Linked DNA regions of Homo sapiens: region 2 is linked to region 1. A link is an interaction called in ENCODE POLR2A ChIA-PET data of the cell type or tissue named here. Cell type or tissue: PC-3. All regions are shown on one strand. Each heading gives the region's core, and the rest is flanking DNA. Links, peaks and the distances in the headings are about the cores only. Region 1 overlaps TBC1D5 (TBC1 domain family member 5). Region 2 has its middle 100 kb from the start of TBC1D5.

The links. Peaks named below come from ENCODE experiments on the same cell type or tissue, not always from the same donor. Only the 100,000 strongest peaks of a DNase experiment are listed, where the experiment ranks them.
Region 2: POLR2A ChIA-PET joins it to region 1 with 9 read pairs; 3 of 35 experiments call an interaction of 5 or more read pairs at or near these places.

What each region holds. Positions count from the first base shown.
Region 1 is chr3:17,601,992-17,607,374 of GRCh38, reverse strand. The region is part of intron 2 of TBC1D5 (TBC1 domain family member 5); the gene reads left to right. Among named protein-coding and RNA genes, the nearest start is that of TBC1D5, 140 kb to the left of the region's middle. In PC-3, for the core only: no CTCF peak of the experiment used is centred there; DNase peaks (open chromatin) are centred at 2,174 and 5,054; H3K27ac peaks cover 1,294 bases.
Region 2 is chr3:17,843,965-17,849,347 of GRCh38, reverse strand. No RefSeq gene overlaps it. Among named protein-coding and RNA genes, the nearest start is that of TBC1D5, 100 kb to the right of the region's middle. In PC-3, for the core only: no CTCF peak of the experiment used is centred there; no DNase peak of the experiment used is centred there.

The DNA of each region.
Region 1 (5,383 bases), core at 253-5,252:
AGGGAGACTGCAAGCTACCACAGGTCATTATATAAAGCTCTAAAAAGGATTTTATTCCAATTTTATTCACTGCTATATAAGGATATTTTTGTTAATTTTTTTTTGCTGTACACATTAGATATTATTGAGAAAATATTTTAAACTGCAATTTGTATTGATGGATTGTATTACGTTCATCTAATACTACCTTTAATTTCTTGTACATAATGAAGGTTTAACAATTATTTTTGGTAAATGGTCATCTGAGTTTTTAGATCATCTTTATTCTATGAGATGTTATCTGCATACTACTTTCAAAGGAGATATTCTGGAAAATCACTGATTTTAATCTAATAGTTACAGCAGATATATATATCTGGTTAGTTTAAACCATGGCTAATTATTCTCTTTGGTAAAATCGAACTAATTATTGTAAAGGAATTTGATTAAGCCATTTCTTATCATTTTTTTCCTCTCATTATGTTGCAAGACCTATCTTGAGCTGGGATTTTCTGTCTTATCTGAAGCTGTTGGTGTGCATCAGGATCGTTTTTTGGGAGTTTTGATATTATTTACTGGCTTTTGGTTATTTGTTGTTGTTGTTGTTGTTTTTCAGTATAGAAATGACCTCTTTGTCAAAGTGTATAATTTGATCCTAACAAAACAATTTTAAAAACCCATGAACTGAACCTTGTAAAGGTTTAATATTATAAAATGCTATATTTAAGTTTTCTCTCCTGAAGGATATTCTCTCATATTTAATTATATTGAATTAAGCATTTCTTATGCTGCTAATTTTTATTTATATATTCTAAAAATTGTTATAAAAAGTCACCAGTATCATTATTACTTTTCTTTTGCATTATCATTAATTACACTATTCTTGCTTTATATATATTACAGATAGCCAAAGGTTTGAGTAAAAGAAAATAAAAATACTTTCTTTTTTTGGACGGGGTTTCACTCTGTTGCCCAGACTGGAGTGCAGTGCAATCACCGCTCACTGCAGCCTCGCATTCCTGGGTTCAAGCAATCCTCCCAATCCTCCCAGCAGCCTCCTGAATAGCTGGAACCCCAGGCGCATGCCACCATGGATGGCTAATTTTTTAATTTTTTTGTGGAGCTGGTGTCACTCTATGTTGCCCAGGCTAGCCTTGAACTCCCTGGGCTCAAGCGATCCTCCCTCCTTGGCTTCCCAACGTGCCTGATATCACAGGCATGAGCCACTGTACGCAGCCCTAAAATACTTGTGGTGAAAATATTTTTGGTAAAAATTAGACTCTTCTCAGGAGCTTCTGATTGACTTTATCAGGAGAAGGGGAGGTGTGGGCAGTAGAGTAGTCATGAAATGAGAGACCTACTTTATTTGCGTTCTAGTCTATCACAATTTAGACAGGCCAACTTGCAAAATAAATGTGTCTAGAACTAGAGAGCAAGCTTAAATGATTTATTGATTTTTTTCAGAGTATAATACAGAAGTCAGTAATTTGGTGAATGGGTCTTCATCTTTGTATGAAAAAGTCTATTCAATATTATGAAAACATTTATTACACATAACATAAATATAATTTCTGTATTGCATTATTGGATATTAACAAAGTCTTTATTTCCCCCTTAAACTTAGAAGTCTCATAATATTTGTCGGTCACAATTGAGCATGTTAATATATATGTGTTAATATTTACTGGTATGCTTCCTAAAAATGAAGCATACTTTCCTGATCTTTAATCATAGAAGTAGATAAAATGAAGCTTAGGTGAACTTTGTTTTCCTGCATGATCAAATTTTCTGGTTACTAAAAAAGACTATCCTTTTCCTCTTTTTAAATATTTGTTCCTACTGCCCAAACTCTTTCAAACACAATTTAACGTTTGTGGGATGATTAAATTTGCACTTTAAGTTCTGAAAATCACAGGTGCTGCTGAGCAGCATTCTAGTTGCTAAAAATGCCAGGTTGAACTAGACATTTTTATTACATGTAATTCAACACATTACTTATGACTGAGTTCAGCTAAGATTTGAGGTCCTGAAAAATTGTAGGGTTTTCTGATGTATATGGTCTCTAGGGTATTATAAATTTGCTTGTGTTTGTTTTAATTGTGTGGTTTAGTAAAAGTAGTTAATACTATGTGACTAATACTTATTGTGGCTTAGGAGCTTGACTCCTTTAAAAAAAAACCATGTTGATGAGTCACTCATTCATGCAAAGACAACCTGAGATTGGTGATTGTATGAGTTGGAGAAGGCTTGTCTGTTAGGAAATGCAGCCTAGCTGCTTTGTGAAGAGGAGGTTTTGCTCCAAAGAGAGTTGTTTTTTGTTGAAGAACATTATCCCAGAAGAGAACTGTACCAATGTAAAGATGGATATTTTGGGGATATGGAAGCCTGAGACTAAGTTGAATTCAAAATATCATGGATCTGGCTGGGTGCGGTGGTTCACACGTGCAATCCCAGCACTTTGGGAGGCTGAGGCAGGTGGATCGCTTGAGGCCCGGAGTTGGAGTCCAGCCTGGCCAACATGGTGAAACCCTGTCTCTACTAAAAATACCAAAAATTACCTGGGTGTGGTGGTATGCACCTGTAGTCCCAGGAACTCAGGAGGCTGAGGCATGAGAATTGCTTGAACCCTGGAAGTGGAGGTTGCAGTGAGCACTGAGGTTGCAGTGAGCACTGGGCAACACAGCCAGACTCTGTCTCAAAACCAAACCAAAAAATCATGGTTCTTAGCAAATTGATGGTGAGTAAAGTTATATGTAGTTACATTGTTTCTAGGCACCAAATCTTAATTACGTACAGCTGAAAATAGACTAAGCTACTGAGGGTCAAAATAGAGTATAATCATAGTCAAAAGAAAATATGCGCAATAATTTTGGAAGTTAGGCTTTCAAAAAGGTCTCATATTTGAGAATTAAAATGATTTACCAATCTCTTTCAATTTATATGTAATATATGTGGTAGAGTCTTGTTACCCTCTGAGCTCTGTTTTCTGATAACATTTTTCTTTTGTTATAAGAGCTAGAAGGACTGGTTTAAACTGAATGTTACTGCTCTATTTTCAATGTGAAGGATGTCTAGTCTTCTGTTAAGAGTGATGAGTTCTTCATAAGGAAATTCTGGGATTGCCTTTAAGAAGTACTTAAAGGCACAGTGGCTCCTGCATGTAATCCCAGAACTTTGGGAGGCCGAGGCAGGTAGATCACTTGAACCAAGGAGTTTGAGACTAGCCTGGGCAACATGGTGAAACCCTGTCTCTACAAAAAACAAAACAAAACAAAGAAATTAGCTAGGTATGGTGGTGCTACTTGGGAGGCTGAGGTTTTCACAGGTTGAACCCCAAAATTAGGGTTCAGTCCAGGAGGCCATTTGGGTTCTTGGCTTCATGAAGGAAGGAATTCAAGAATAAGCTGACAGTAAAGTAGAAGCAAGTATATTAAGAAAAGTAAAGGAATAGCGCCGGGCGTGGTGGCTCACGCCTGTAATCCCAGCACTTTGAGAGGGTGAGGCGGGTGGATTGCTTAAGGTCAGGAGTTTGAGACCAGCCTGGCCAACATGGTAAAACCCCATCTCTACTAAAAATACAAAAATTAGCTAGGCGTGGTGCGTGCCTGTAATCCCAGCTACTCGGGAGGTTGAGGCAGAGAGCCAGAGGTTGTAGTGACCCGAGATTGCGCCACTGCACTCCAGCCTGGGCAACAAAGCAAGACTTGGTCCCTCCACCCCGCCGCCGGCAGAATAAAAGCCAGAATAAAAGAATGACTTTGATTCTGGGGGCTGCTGGTTGGCTATTTTTATGGTTGTTTCTCGATCATATGCTAAACAAGCAGTGGGCTATTCATGAGTTTTCCGGGAAAGGGGTGGGGAATTCCGGAACTGAGAGTTCCTCCCCCTTTTAATCATATAGGGTAGATTCCAGATGTTACCATGTCATTTGTAAACTGTCATGGCACTGGTGAGAGTGTCTTTTACCATGCTAATGTATAAGAACCTTAAGGATGACCAGAGGTTGCTTTCGTTGCCATCTTGGTTTTTGTGCGTTCTTCTGGCTGCTTTACGCATCTCATTTTACCAGTGGGGTCTTTGTGATTTGTACCTTGTAAAACCAGTCCTGCCAAACTCCTGTCTCATCATGAGAGAATCAGTTGAGCCAAGGAGGTTGAGGCTGCAGTGAGCTGTAATCATATCACCACACTCCAGCCTGGGTGACAGAGCAAGACCCTGTCTCAAAAAAAAAAAAAAAAAACCAAAAAACTTAAAGAATCTTTTTGGAACTCTTCCTGTTTACACCTATTTTCTTTGGAGAGAGGATGGAGATAGTCCACAGATCTGAATTTTCTAGGGAAGTTTGCTATTATTTAATGTTAGTATGCTAATTTGGTACTTGAAGACTTACTTAGGCATTTGTCTGTGTTCATTCCACATTTATACTAGTGAGGCTCAGGATGTATTTTGGTTCCGTCTGGCCAACCTGCACACTGGCTTTAAGGATTTAAGTGAGGAATGCCATTAAAAAATCTGATTGTCGGCCGGGCACGGTGGCTCATGCCTGTAATCCCAGCACTTTGGGAGGCCAAGGTGGGTGGATCACGAGGTCAGGAGATCGAGACCATCCTGTGGCTAACAAGGTGAAACCCTGTCCCTACTAAAAATACAAAAAAATTAGCTGGGTGTGGTGGCGGGCGCCTGTAGTCTCGGCTACTTGGGAGGCTGAGACAGGAGAATGGCACGAACCCAGGAGGTGGAGCTTGCAGTGAGCCGAGATTGCGCCACTGCACTCCAGCCTGGGCAACAGAAAGAGACTCCGTCTCAAAAAAAAAAAAAAAAAAAAAAAAAAAAATCTGATTCTCTCGTATTATGGCATAATCAAGAGTAACATTTTGAAAAAAGTCTAGGAGTTGTCATTTAGAATGTTTAATCTTAATGCTCATCACATTGACTGAAGCACAGAGCTTAGCTATCTACATTTTCAGAGAGAGCTTTCTTTTAGTACTGAGCACCAGGGATCGTGTATTTCGGAGTGAAGATAAGTCAGAGGAAATCAATGTCTGAGCTCCATGAATCACACATTTCAATGTTATGAGCGCATGGGTATAGAAGACACGAACTTCAGGTTTCCAAGGTATTCCATTGAGACAGATAAGGGAGTCACTTTAATTCACCACATGGGTTTTGATACACATTACTGATAGGTATACTTAAAGGCATTGTCGTGTTGTATAAAGGTTATGGGTTGTGGAATATCACAAACCTGAGTTAATACCACTTATTGGCCGGGCGCAATGGCTTACGCCTGTAATACCAGTACTTTGGGAGGCCGAGGTGGGCGGATCACGAGGTCAGGGGATTGAGACCATCCTGGTTAACACGGTGAAACCCCATCTCTACTAAAAATACAAAAAAAATTAGC
Region 2 (5,383 bases), core at 305-5,304, 240 kb before region 1:
TGGGATTGCAGGTGTGAGCCATAGCTCCCGGCCGACACACACCAGTAGTTTTTAATACTAAACTCATACACTTTACCTTATTTATTTGTTTATGGTCTGCTCTTCTCTAGACTGTAAGCTCCATAAAGGCAGGAATCATGTCTGTTTTTGAAACCATGTCCAACACTTGACATAATTCCTGACATATTTATACACCTAATACATAGTTGTTAAATGTATGAATGGATAAATGAATGATTCATTTGTTAACATAATGCTTAAAGTATACAAAACATCTTCCCACCTACAGTTTTCTTTGATCCTCACAGCCTCTCTATGGTCCAGAATTACCTTCCCTAATATGCAGAGAACAAACAGAGCCTCTGGGAGGCAAAAAGGTCAGCCTAAGATTATTCAACTACTTAGTGACAGCCCAGCTCTTCTAATTCCCAGCCCTGATCTCTTTTCATTACCATCCTGCCTTTCATTTCAGTTTCCCTTCAGGTTTCTTTTTCCAGCCCAAATCATCTTCTGAAGGGATACTCCAAATTCTTCTGGCTGCAGGCATGTGCTTTCAGCCAAAAGACTTAATAATTTATACAACATGCAGTGGAAAGAGAAGAGGAAGGTCAACTGTAAAAATATACATACAGGAGTGATGCATATTTGTCATAGAAATCACTACATAGTCTAAATACAACTCTTTTCATATCTAATTGCTATGGAGACCCAGAGTATATGTATTAGTCTGGATATGTTTTGTTTCTGAGTAACAGAAGTTAATCAAACTAATTTAGGCAACAACAAAAAAGTTGGTTTTGGATGGACATTGGACATGTAATCCGTGGAAGCGTTGACCAATCAAGTCACAGATGGGCAGGGGAGTAGGAGCAGCTGAGCCGCAGGAAGAAATAAACCAGAGACTCAAAGGCCACCTGGAATCTCTTTTTCTCTTTCTTGTCTCTGCCACTTTCCATGGGCCACCTTCAATCACTGTCACTGTAAAAAGGCTCCCTCTGTACGGCAAGTAACGTGGCAATAAAAGCTCCTGTGCTTTCTAGTTAAACACCAAGACATTCCATAATGGTTGGCTCTTGTCCTCAGCCCCAGTGTGAAAAATACCAGGGAATTATTCACAGTAATAGATTGAAATTGTTGGCTTCCATTTTTGTTGCCATGGTCTCACAGAGGTAGAGCATAACATCCCCTACTCCCAAGTGATGTTGGGTACTCAGTCATGTATTTGCAATAGCCAATGAAATGTGGGCGAATGTGACAGTATATGATTGCCAAACCTAAACCTTAAGAATCACCGTGTATTTCTACTTGCCCTCTTACAGTTCTGCCACTGCTTGGAGAGATGCTTTTCCCAGGTAGCTGCTGCTTCTCCAGCCTGGACCCCAGAATAAGTATAAATTGAACAGAGCCACCTCAGCCATCTGCAGACCTGCAGCATGAAGTAAAGCCAGCCCAACTGACCCTCAGACCCATGAGTGAGAATAATTGATTATTATGTTAAGCCACCAAGTTCTGTTATAGTTTTGTTAGACTGCAAGATCTAGCTGATAGGCCAAGTTTTGTTAAATGACCACCACCCCACCAATAATCTATGACCAGGCATGTGGTCGTGAAAAAAAACTACACCTTCTGCACAAATCTGGTGTTAAAAAAAAGAAGAAAATGGTTCTTAGAACAAGGTCATGGCAGAAGTAGGGAGGATAGTGGGCACACAAATCAACAGGGATGCAGAGTCTAGAATTTCTGACCTGCATCTGTTTTTATCCTTGTATTCAATATACATGCCATCTGTGGATCTTTATTTTTTTTCTCACCTGAAATTCTCCTGCTACAATTTGACAAAGCGCTTTTCTGCAGTTGTTGAGATTCAAAGAAGACTTCGAGGAGGAGAAAGACTGCGTGGTTTCAAGCAAAGAGTTAATTATTATGAGTGGGGAAATGGAACTAAGAGGTGAGATGGAGGTTGGAAAGGACCGGAAGCCAAGAGACTGGGGTAGAGTGACACGTCATACATAAACACCTGACCTGAGGCAGCACCCATGCTGTGGTCTAGTCTTTTTCACCTTTGCTGCATCCTGTGGCATACCCTGGAAGAGTTCTTTAAGGAAGAATGTTGGAGAACCCATTGAAAATTGTACCAAGAGAAGGCAAGAGGACTGGGGAGCACAAAATGGCAGCCCTCACTGGTATTTTTCCTTTTTCTTATAAACCACTTGTATGTCTTTCCTTTCTTCTCACATCACCACTGACAGAACTGAATGGAAATTATAAAAAGAATATTTGGAGATTATATATGTTCTACCCCCTCAGTTATAATAGCTTGTTCTTTAAACCAGAACTTTACTGCAACATATTACTAATCATTTGGGGGTTTGAGTCCTCTATTTGAAGTGTGCCACATGTCCTGTCAAAATAACTTCTTATAGCTGTGTAACAATTGTGGGTGGCCTGTGATCACCTTGTCAGAGTGCCTTTACACTCAGAGCCAGTTGCCAGATTCCACATTACTTACTTCCCGGCCCTCCCTCCCCACAACTTATGCTCCTTCTATCATCTCTTTTCTCTCTCTCATTTTTTTTTTTTCTGGCAGTTGCTGGGCCGAACAGCAATTTGCAGTTATTTATGCAGCTTAAACCCTATTGTCAACATCCTTATCCTCAATACACAACCATTCCAGTGGTGTGAGTCGAGCTTTTGGGGAGGGAGCTGGGCTGAGGTTAACAGAAGCAAGGCTTCCTGGGCTCCTCAGCCAAAGCACACATTGTTGCTGAGCTGCTTTTTCTCCTTCTCGCCTCTATTTGGGGTGGATTTTCATTTGGAATTAAAAACAGATCACAGCTTGCTGTTTGTTTGCTATTGTCAGGTCAGACCCAGTACTCAGGGAGAGGGTGGTATTACTGTGTGCATAGAATTTTCTTGGCAATTTAATAAAGATGATGGAATTTGTCTGCGTTTGTACAGCACCTTCCCTCCTGGGCTCTCAAAGGCCTCCCAAAACAGAAGTTAATCCTCGCAGCAGCTGGAGAGGAAGTCAGGTATGGCATGGGACATTGTCCCCCTCATTGCCTCAAGCCCATTTTGGAGGGTATAGTTCAGGTAGAGCAGGTGAAAGCAAACAAGAGGAGGGAGATGAAGGTTGACACTTCCCTAGAGGATCACAGATGGGATGTGCTGCTTATAAAAAAAGTATCCCCTCTGGGTAGATAATTTCAAAAACACACCCCTTCCTCTAGACTGACATAGCCTTGTGCCAGGGGACACAGCTTGGTGAGTGGAATGGAATATGGACAGGATTTAAGTACCCACTCATACCAGGCACTTTTATACATGGCACAGCTGCACAAGTTGGCTCTTACATCCAACGAAGTGAACTAGGCTTTTGTACTTAAGGTCAGAATTTTGTCAAAGCAGCTAGGTATTTCCCCCATTAAACTGCTGACCAATTGAGCAGACCATCGATGTGTTAACATCTAAGTCTAAATAATGCTTTAGACCTCTAATAGTCTTTGCAAACATCCTCTCATTTTTTAAACAAATGTTCATTAAGCCCTTTTATTATGAACAAATCACTAGCCCCCTCTCAGAGGTTAAAGCCCTTTGGGAAGACAACAAAAATTGCAATAAATATCTGTCGATGTGGTAGGCAGCTTTTGACATGGTACCCATTGATCCTCACCCCCTGGTATTGACACTATTGTAAAATCTCCTCCCTTTGGGTGTGGACTGGACCTAGTGACTAACACATTCTAGCATATTCTAATGAAGAATACAGCAAAGGTAGTGGGACATCATTTCTGTGATAAGGTTACAAAAAACTGGGTAATTCCATCTTGCTAGTACTCTCTCTCAGTAGAACTTTTCTCTCTTGTCTTCTCACTTGCTCGCTCTGATATATCAATCTGCCACAGTGTGACAGACTCTATGGAGAGGCTCACATAGCAAAGAACCAAGGGGAGCCTCTGGCCAATGGCTTGTGAGACACTGGGGGCCTCAGTCCAAGCACCCACAGAGAATTAAATTCTGCCAACAACCACATGAGGAGACTAGGATGTGGATCCTTCCCAGTCAAGCCTTGATATGACTGCTGCCTCCTCACAGAGCCAGAAGACCCAGCCAAGCCACACCCAGATTTCCCACGCACAGAAACTTGTGAAATAATAAAATATGTGTTCAGTCACGACATTGTAGGGTAATTTATTATGCAGCACAAGGCTATAATCACAGGGTTGTAATCGAGGAATTAGCCAGGACTGCAGTCATCTCAAGGCTCCACTTCCTTGAGTGGGGAACTTGAGCACTTCTAAGTTCATTCACCAGGTTATTGGTAGAATTCAGCTCTTTAAAGGTTATTGAACTGAAAACTCAGTTTCTTGCTGACTGTTGGCCAGGGGGAACCCTCAGTCCTTTTACCACGTGAGCCTCTCTGTAGGACAATCCACAGCATGGAATTCATCTTCCTTGACAGTGAACAAGTGAGAGTGCGAAAGAGGTTGAGCAACACAGAAACCAGGGTCTTTTTGTAACCTAATCTCAAAAGTATTATCACATCCCATCACTTTTGCCAAGTAACTAGGTCCAGCCCACACAATGGGAGAGGATTATACAAAGGCATGAACACCAAGAGGCAAGGATCATTGGAGGCCATCTTTGAAGCTGCCTACCACACCATCTCTATGACTCCTCACCCATCCTTCTCCAGGGCCTCACCAGGCCTTGAGGATTCTCTTGGTTCCACCTCCTCCCTGTACACTGTGCTTATCTGTACACAGCCTTTGTAACTCATGCTTGAACTCTAGCAAAGCCTCCTAATGAGCCTACCTACCTCTTTCTGTTCTCCTAGCTGATACCCAGAAAACTGGTTGATATTTCTAATCACATTGTATTATGTCATTTTCCTATTCAAAAATGCCCACTGGCTCCCAAGTTCCTCTTCTATTTCTCAATCTAATGGTGTTAGGTCATTTTTGCATTGCTATTAAGAAATACCTAAAGGCCGGGCATGGTGGCTCACACCTGTAATCCCAGCATTTTGGGAGGCCGAGGCGGGCAGATCACCTGAGGTTGGGAGTTCAAGACCAGCCTGGCCAATGTGGTGAAACCCTATCTCTGCTACAAATACAAAAGTAGCTGGGCGTGGTGGCGCATGTCTGTAATTCCATCTACTTTGGAGGCTGAGGCAGCAGAATGGCGTGAACTTGGGAGGCGGAGCTTGCAGTGAGCTGAGATTGCGCTGCTGCACTCCAGCCTGGGCAACAGAGCAAGGATCCATCTCAAAAAAAAAAAAAAAAAGAAAGAAAGAAAGAAAAAGAAAAACCTAAAGACTGGGTAATTTATAAAGAAAAGAAATAATAGAATTGGTTCATGATTCTGCAGGCTATGCAAGCAT